Regions from separate parts of the Homo sapiens genome. Here region 1 is linked to region 2. The links are chromatin loops, found by intact Hi-C in ENCODE. Cell type or tissue: tibial artery. All regions are shown on one strand. Links, peaks and the distances in the headings refer to the core of each region. The heading gives the core; the rest is flanking DNA. Region 1 overlaps CCM2L (CCM2 like scaffold protein). Region 2 overlaps MYLK2 (myosin light chain kinase 2).

Region 1 (2,902 bases), core at 172-2,671, 190 kb before region 2:
TATTTTATCTCTTCAGTAGATATCTGGTTGTTTAAAGACTAGCCTAAGGGCATACAGTATGAGGAAGGCAAATCTATTGCCACTAAAAAGGAAAGAAACAATAAGACATATATCACTGGCAGAGACTGCTACATGCCAAACTGAAGCCCTTAGTAATATAACTAGGTGATCAACCAGTAACCCAGGACTTTCTTGGTTTTAGCACTGAAAATCCCATATCCGGGGGAACCCCTCATTCCTGAGCAAACTGGGATGGCTGGTCACCCTAAACAGAACCCTGGGTAATGTTCCCAACTGAATTGTTTAAAATTTTATTTATTTATTTGTTTATTTATTTATTTCAATAGAGACAGGGTCTCCCTATGTTGCCCAGACTGGTCTCAAACTTGTGGGCTCAAGTGATCCTCCTGCGTTGCCCTCCCAAAGTGTTGGGATTACAGGCGTGAGCCACCATGACTGGCCTGAATTTTTCTTTTTTTTTTTTTTTGAGATAGAGTCTCGCTCTGTCGCCCAGGCTGGAGTGCAGTGGCGCAATCTCAGCTCACTGTAAGCTCCGCCTCCTGGGTTCACGCCATTCTCCTGCCTCAGCCTCCCAAGTAGCTGGGACCACAGGTGTGCGCCACCATACCTGGCTAATTTTTGTATTTTTGGTGGAGATGGGGTTTCGCCATGTTGCCCAGGATGGTTTGGAACTCCCAGGCTCAAGCGATCCACCTGCCTCAGCCTCCCAAACTGTTGGGATTACAGGTGCGAGCCACCGCATCTAGCCTGAAATATATTTTTTTAATCCTAAATTTTCCAGCTTTGCTTGCAGCTAGTGATGGCTATGTGACCAAGTTCTGGCCTATGAGATATAAGCAGAAGTCATCAGGTGGGAATCTGGCAAAACTCTTTAAAGAGGCCCCTTAGCATGCTACTGTGATGGCTGGAGCTACAACCACCATCTCGGTCCATGAGGTGACCTTGAGGATGGCTGCAAGTCCTGAAGAGGGTAGGGAAGGAAAAGAGAAGCCTGAGCTCCTAACAACCATGAAATGTTGAATTGCTGCTCTATTTTATGTCAAATATAAGAAAAAAAAGTTCTATCTTGCTTAAGATACTCTTTTTGGGGATTTTCTATTACATGGAACCAAAATTAAGCCAAGATAATTTTTTTGGCATGTAGCTATGATTTTGGTTTCTGCAGACCACTGTGCCTGGATGACTGGGAGAGAACCACAGGACTGTGTGGACCCACATCTGAGTTCTGGTGTCTCCTGGGTCTCTCAAGGGTCTGGATCCTGTGGGTTTCCAGAGTCAGGGAGCTCAGTTTACCTCCCCCTCTTAGTGCCCAGTGTCTCAGCACACATCAAGGTTGGGTCACCTTCTCCTACCCTCTCTAGTCACCCTGTTTGTGCAGGGGTAGGGGAGCAGGGTGGAGTCCCTGACAGGGGCTGTACTCACAAGGAGCTGCAGCAGCTGAAGTCGGCATCATAGGCATACGTCCCATCTGTGTGGCAGCTCTCACCTGGGACCAGCAGACAGAGGGACTGTCAGAGGCAGCAAAGCAGGGATCAGCATCCCCTGCTCCCTGAGGCCCCACCCTCAGTCTCAGCCTGAAGTCTAGTCCTGCCTCTGACACCAACACACAACAGACCCTGGGGAACTCCCCTCCCCTCTCCTGATCCTCAACTTCCCCGATGTGGGGACAATACCACCCCCCACCTACCTCATAGGAGCCTTGGGAACAGCAGATGAGGAAACATGTGAGGGAATATTTTGTAAACTGTGTGTTTCAGGCAAGACAAAAAAAAAGAAAAAAAAATTTGTGGCTCACGCCTGTAATCCCAGCACTTTGGGAGGCCAAGGCAGGAGGACTGCTTGAGCCCAGGCTTCAAGACCAGCCTGGACAACATAGAGCGACCTTATTTCTACAATAACAAAAAAATTAGCTGGGTGCGGTGGTGCATGCCTGTGGTCCCGGCTACTTGAGAGGCTGACATAGAAGGACTGCTTGGGCCTGGGAGGTCGAGGCTGCAGAGAGCCGTGATTGTACCACTACAGTCCAGGCTGGGTGACAGAGCCAGACCCTGAAAAAAAATAAATAAAAGAAAAGAAAAAGAAAAGAAAAGAAAAAGAAAGAAAGAAAGAGGAAAGGAAAGGAAAGGAAAAAAGAAAGAAAGAAAAAGAGGAAAGGAAAGGAAAAAAGAAAGGAAAGAAAGAAAGAAAGGGGAAGGGGAAGGAAAAGAAAAGAAAGAAAGAAAGGGGAAGGGGAAGGAAAAGAAAAGAAAAGAAAGAGAGAAAGAAAGAAAGAAAGAAAGAAAGAAGAAGAAAGAGAGGAAGAAACTTGTGAAGGGGAAGGATCTGAAAACCTTCAGAGCAAAGAAACACCAAGTACGGAGAGCTTGCGCTCTTCCTAGTCCTGTTGTCTCATTTAGCTGGTTATTAGCCCTACCATTTCTGATCTCTGATCAGTGTTGCTTCCTTACCCTCCAGGTGGGGCCAGTTCCTCATTATACATTCTCCCAGCACAGTCTGTGGTTATTTATTTATTTTGAGGCAGAGTTTCGCTGTTGTCGCCCAGGCTGGAGTGCAGTGGTGTGATCTCTGCTCACTACAACCTCCACCTCCCAGGTTCGAGTGATTCTCCTGCCTCAGCCTCCCGAGTAGTTGGGATTACAGGTGCCTGCTACCATGCCCAGCTAATTTTTGTATTTTTAGTAGAGATGGGTTTTCACCATGTTGGCCAGGCTAGTCTCGAACTCCTGACCTCAGGTGATCCACCTGCCTTGGCCTCCCAAAGTGCTGGGATTACAGGTGTGAGCCACTGTGCCCAACCTGTGGTTGTGTATTTATTTGTGTACTTATTTAATCACTGTCAGCCTGCCTCCACTAAGTAAACTTCATGAAGACAGGCCACCTC
Region 2 (2,902 bases), core at 265-2,764:
ATTCAAGTTCCTTCTCTCCTCTGAGCCTCAGTTTCTTCATATGTGGAGTAAGGATAAGAACATTATCGTTCCCTGGGCCGAGCACAGCCCTAAGTGCCTTACCTCAGTCTGACTGATGCTGCAGCCATGGCCCCACCCTATGAGGTAGATCCTAGCGCTGCCCACTCTCTCTGGCTCAGTTTCTCCCTCTGTAAAACAGGAATAATAATACCTGCCTCATGAGAATCACCTGAAGCCGGGAGGCGGAGGTTGCGTGCAGTGAGCATAGATCACACCACTGTACTCCAGCCTGGACGACAGAGTGAGACTCCATCATAAATCAATCAATCAACCAATCAATCCTGCCTCGTAACTTTGCTGTGAGGAGTAAATGAGTTAACACAGCACAGGCGCTTTAAGTAAAGCTGGGCACGCAGTAATCACACACCCGGTGTAGGCTGTTGCTGCGACCTCCCTCTCACAGGTGAGGATACTGAGGCACAACGTGCAGAAGCCACCTGCCCACATCATGTGCTGGGCAGACTGGCACCTGAGCCTGCATGAACCACCAAACTGTGAGCTGACGGATATTGCTAAAGTGTCCGGTACACAGTAGGTGCTCAGTGAACTGTGGTCATCAGCGACCTCACACCAGTGCAGGCACACACAGAGGGAAGGAGGCCACATCCAACCTGTACATTTATTTACAAGGCACAAGCTGAGAGCAGACTGGAGGCTGCCCCATGGCCTTCCTAATTCTCCTGGGCCTGCTGACCCCATCATCTGAGGCCATGGGTGACCCCCAAGATGGGGGCCCCGAGTGGTTGGGTTGGGCCGGCTTGGCCCTGAGGCAAGCTCGGGGGTGGTCTCCTGTGTCCCTTGGCTTCTCCCCTCCCCCTCCACCAGGCCTGGGCTGGGCGCCCTCTCTCTCACACAGAGTTCCTGTGTGTTGGTGGTCGCAAGGAAGGTGGGTGGGGGCCAGCCTGGGCCAGATGGTGTGGGCTCGGCCTTATCTGCTGGAGTGGGGAGGTGGCGGGGGCATGGAGGTCCTCTCTCACAAAGCCTGCTCTGTCTTCCCTGGCAGCTGGGCCTTAGGAATCAGCGTTGCAGCCTTTCTGCCCCACCAGGAGCCTCCCATCCACAACCACAGAAGCCCTACATGCTGAGACCCCCCAGCCATGGCACTCCAGCTAGGAGGAGGCCCAGGCTAAGGACTCTCCCAGTGGGGCAAAGCAGGGGTCACCACGGCGGCGGCAGTTCAAAGACGAGGAGCTGGGGAGGGAACCGGGAGCGGCTTCAACGGGGGCCTGGAGTCTGGGGTGTGGCCGACAGGCTGGAGCCCTGTCTGGGGAGGTGCTAGCAGGATGGATCCAGGCCACACTCCGAGGCGGCTCACATCGGGGAAGCGGTCACTGCATGGGGGCGTGGGGAGCCCCGAGCCTCCCAGCCTGGCACAGCCTTGTCCTAACGAGGCTGCCCTGGGGATCTGGCTGCCTTTTCTGGCCTTCTGGGCTGTGTGGCTTCAGCCCCGGCCACTGTGTGGCTGCGTCCAGGCTTCAGCTGCGCCCAGGGCTCAGACCCCCAGAGCCATCAGTGCCCCCGAGCTGCTGATCTTCTTGAAGCGGTTGGCAGCGCTGACAGCAATGAAGTTTTTCTAGAGGGCAGAAGAGAGGGAGTCCCAGTCAACACCAGGGCAGGGGGGCAGCTGCAGGGTGTCTGAGCAGCCTGTAAGTCCCCTTCAGTCCAGGAGGGTCACAGGCTAGAGAAGGTGCAGTGCCCAAAATGGCCACGGGAGGCGCCATGACACTGTATTGTCCAGGAGTCCCCTCACTCAACGGATAGGTCAGCCAGACCTGAACCAAGGACCGCTCTGCTCCAAACACTCCCATGGCTCCAGTTTTGCTCCAAGTAAAAGATAAACCCCTTGCCATGGCCGATGAGTCCCTCCAACTCCTGTCCCCCTCTTCCTCTCTAACTTCATTCCTTACCTCCTTGCTCACTCCACTCCATCCATACTGGCCTCCTACCTGTTCCTCAAACTCTCCAACCACACCTCTGCCTCAGGGCCTTTGCACTGGCTACTCCCTCTGCCCGGAATACTCTTCTCCCAGTATTGGCACGGCTCACCCCTCCCCACCTTCAGGTCTTTGTTCACATGCTTCTCAGTGAGCCCTTCCTGACCCCCCCTATTTAGAAGTGCAGGCTGGGCACAGTGGCTCACACCTGTAATCCCAACACTTCGAGAGGCCAAGGCGGGAGGATTGCTTGCCTGAGCAACATGGCGAGACCTCATCTCCACAAAAATATTTTTAAAATATTAACTGGATGTGGTGGCATATGTCTGTGGTCCCAGCTATTCAGGAGGCCAAAGGAGAGGATCACTTGAGCCCAGAAGGTCAAGACTACAGTGAGCCATGATAGCGCCACTGCACTCCAGCTGGGGAGGCAGAGTGAGACCCTGTCTCTAAAAAAAATAAAAATAAAAGTGCAACCTCTCCCCGGCAGAAGGCCCTTATTTTTTTTCTAAAGTCTTCTTTAACCCTGCCTATTTCCACAGGGCTCTAGAAAATGCCCCACCTCAGCCAGGCACAGTGGCTCACGCCTGTAATCCCAGCACTTTGGGAGGCGGAGGCAGGTGGATCACGAGGTCAGGAGTTCAAGACCAGCCTGGCCAACATGGTGAAACCCCGTCTCCACTAAAAATACAAAAATTAGCCAGGTGTGATGGTGGGTGCCTGTAATCCCAGCTACTTGGAAGGCTGAGGCAGGAGAATTGCTTGAACCTGGGAGGCAGAGGTTGCAGTGGGCCGAGATCACGCCATTGTACCCCAGCCTGGGTGACAGAGCAAGACTGTATTGAAAGAAAGAAAAAAAGATAGAAAATGCCCCATCTCTCACCAAAAGTAACTCCACAAAGACTGAG

What was found. Peaks named below come from ENCODE experiments on the same cell type or tissue, not always from the same donor. Only the 100,000 strongest peaks of a DNase experiment are listed, where the experiment ranks them.
Region 1: it touches region 2 in a loop (6-fold over the local background); 87 of 110 quality-filtered maps call a loop at or near these places.

What each region holds. Positions count from the first base shown.
Region 1 is chr20:32,024,461-32,027,362 of GRCh38, reverse strand. It overlaps CCM2L (CCM2 like scaffold protein), which reads right to left. Exons shown (of 10, transcript NM_001365692.1): 7 at 1,444-1,507. Among named protein-coding and RNA genes, the nearest start is that of CCM2L, 15 kb to the right of the region's middle. RefSeq lists an enhancer at 2,878-2,902. In tibial artery, for the core only: no CTCF peak of the experiment used is centred there; a DNase peak (open chromatin) is centred at 1,613; H3K27me3 peaks cover 1,106 bases.
Region 2 is chr20:31,832,448-31,835,349 of GRCh38, reverse strand. MYLK2 (myosin light chain kinase 2) reads right to left here. Exons shown (of 13, transcript NM_033118.4): 13 at 666-1,633. The coding sequence ends at 1,553. Among named protein-coding and RNA genes, the nearest start is that of FOXS1, 12 kb to the left of the region's middle. RefSeq lists an enhancer at 674-1,304. In tibial artery, for the core only: a CTCF peak has its summit at 1,755; no DNase peak of the experiment used is centred there; H3K27ac peaks cover 831 bases.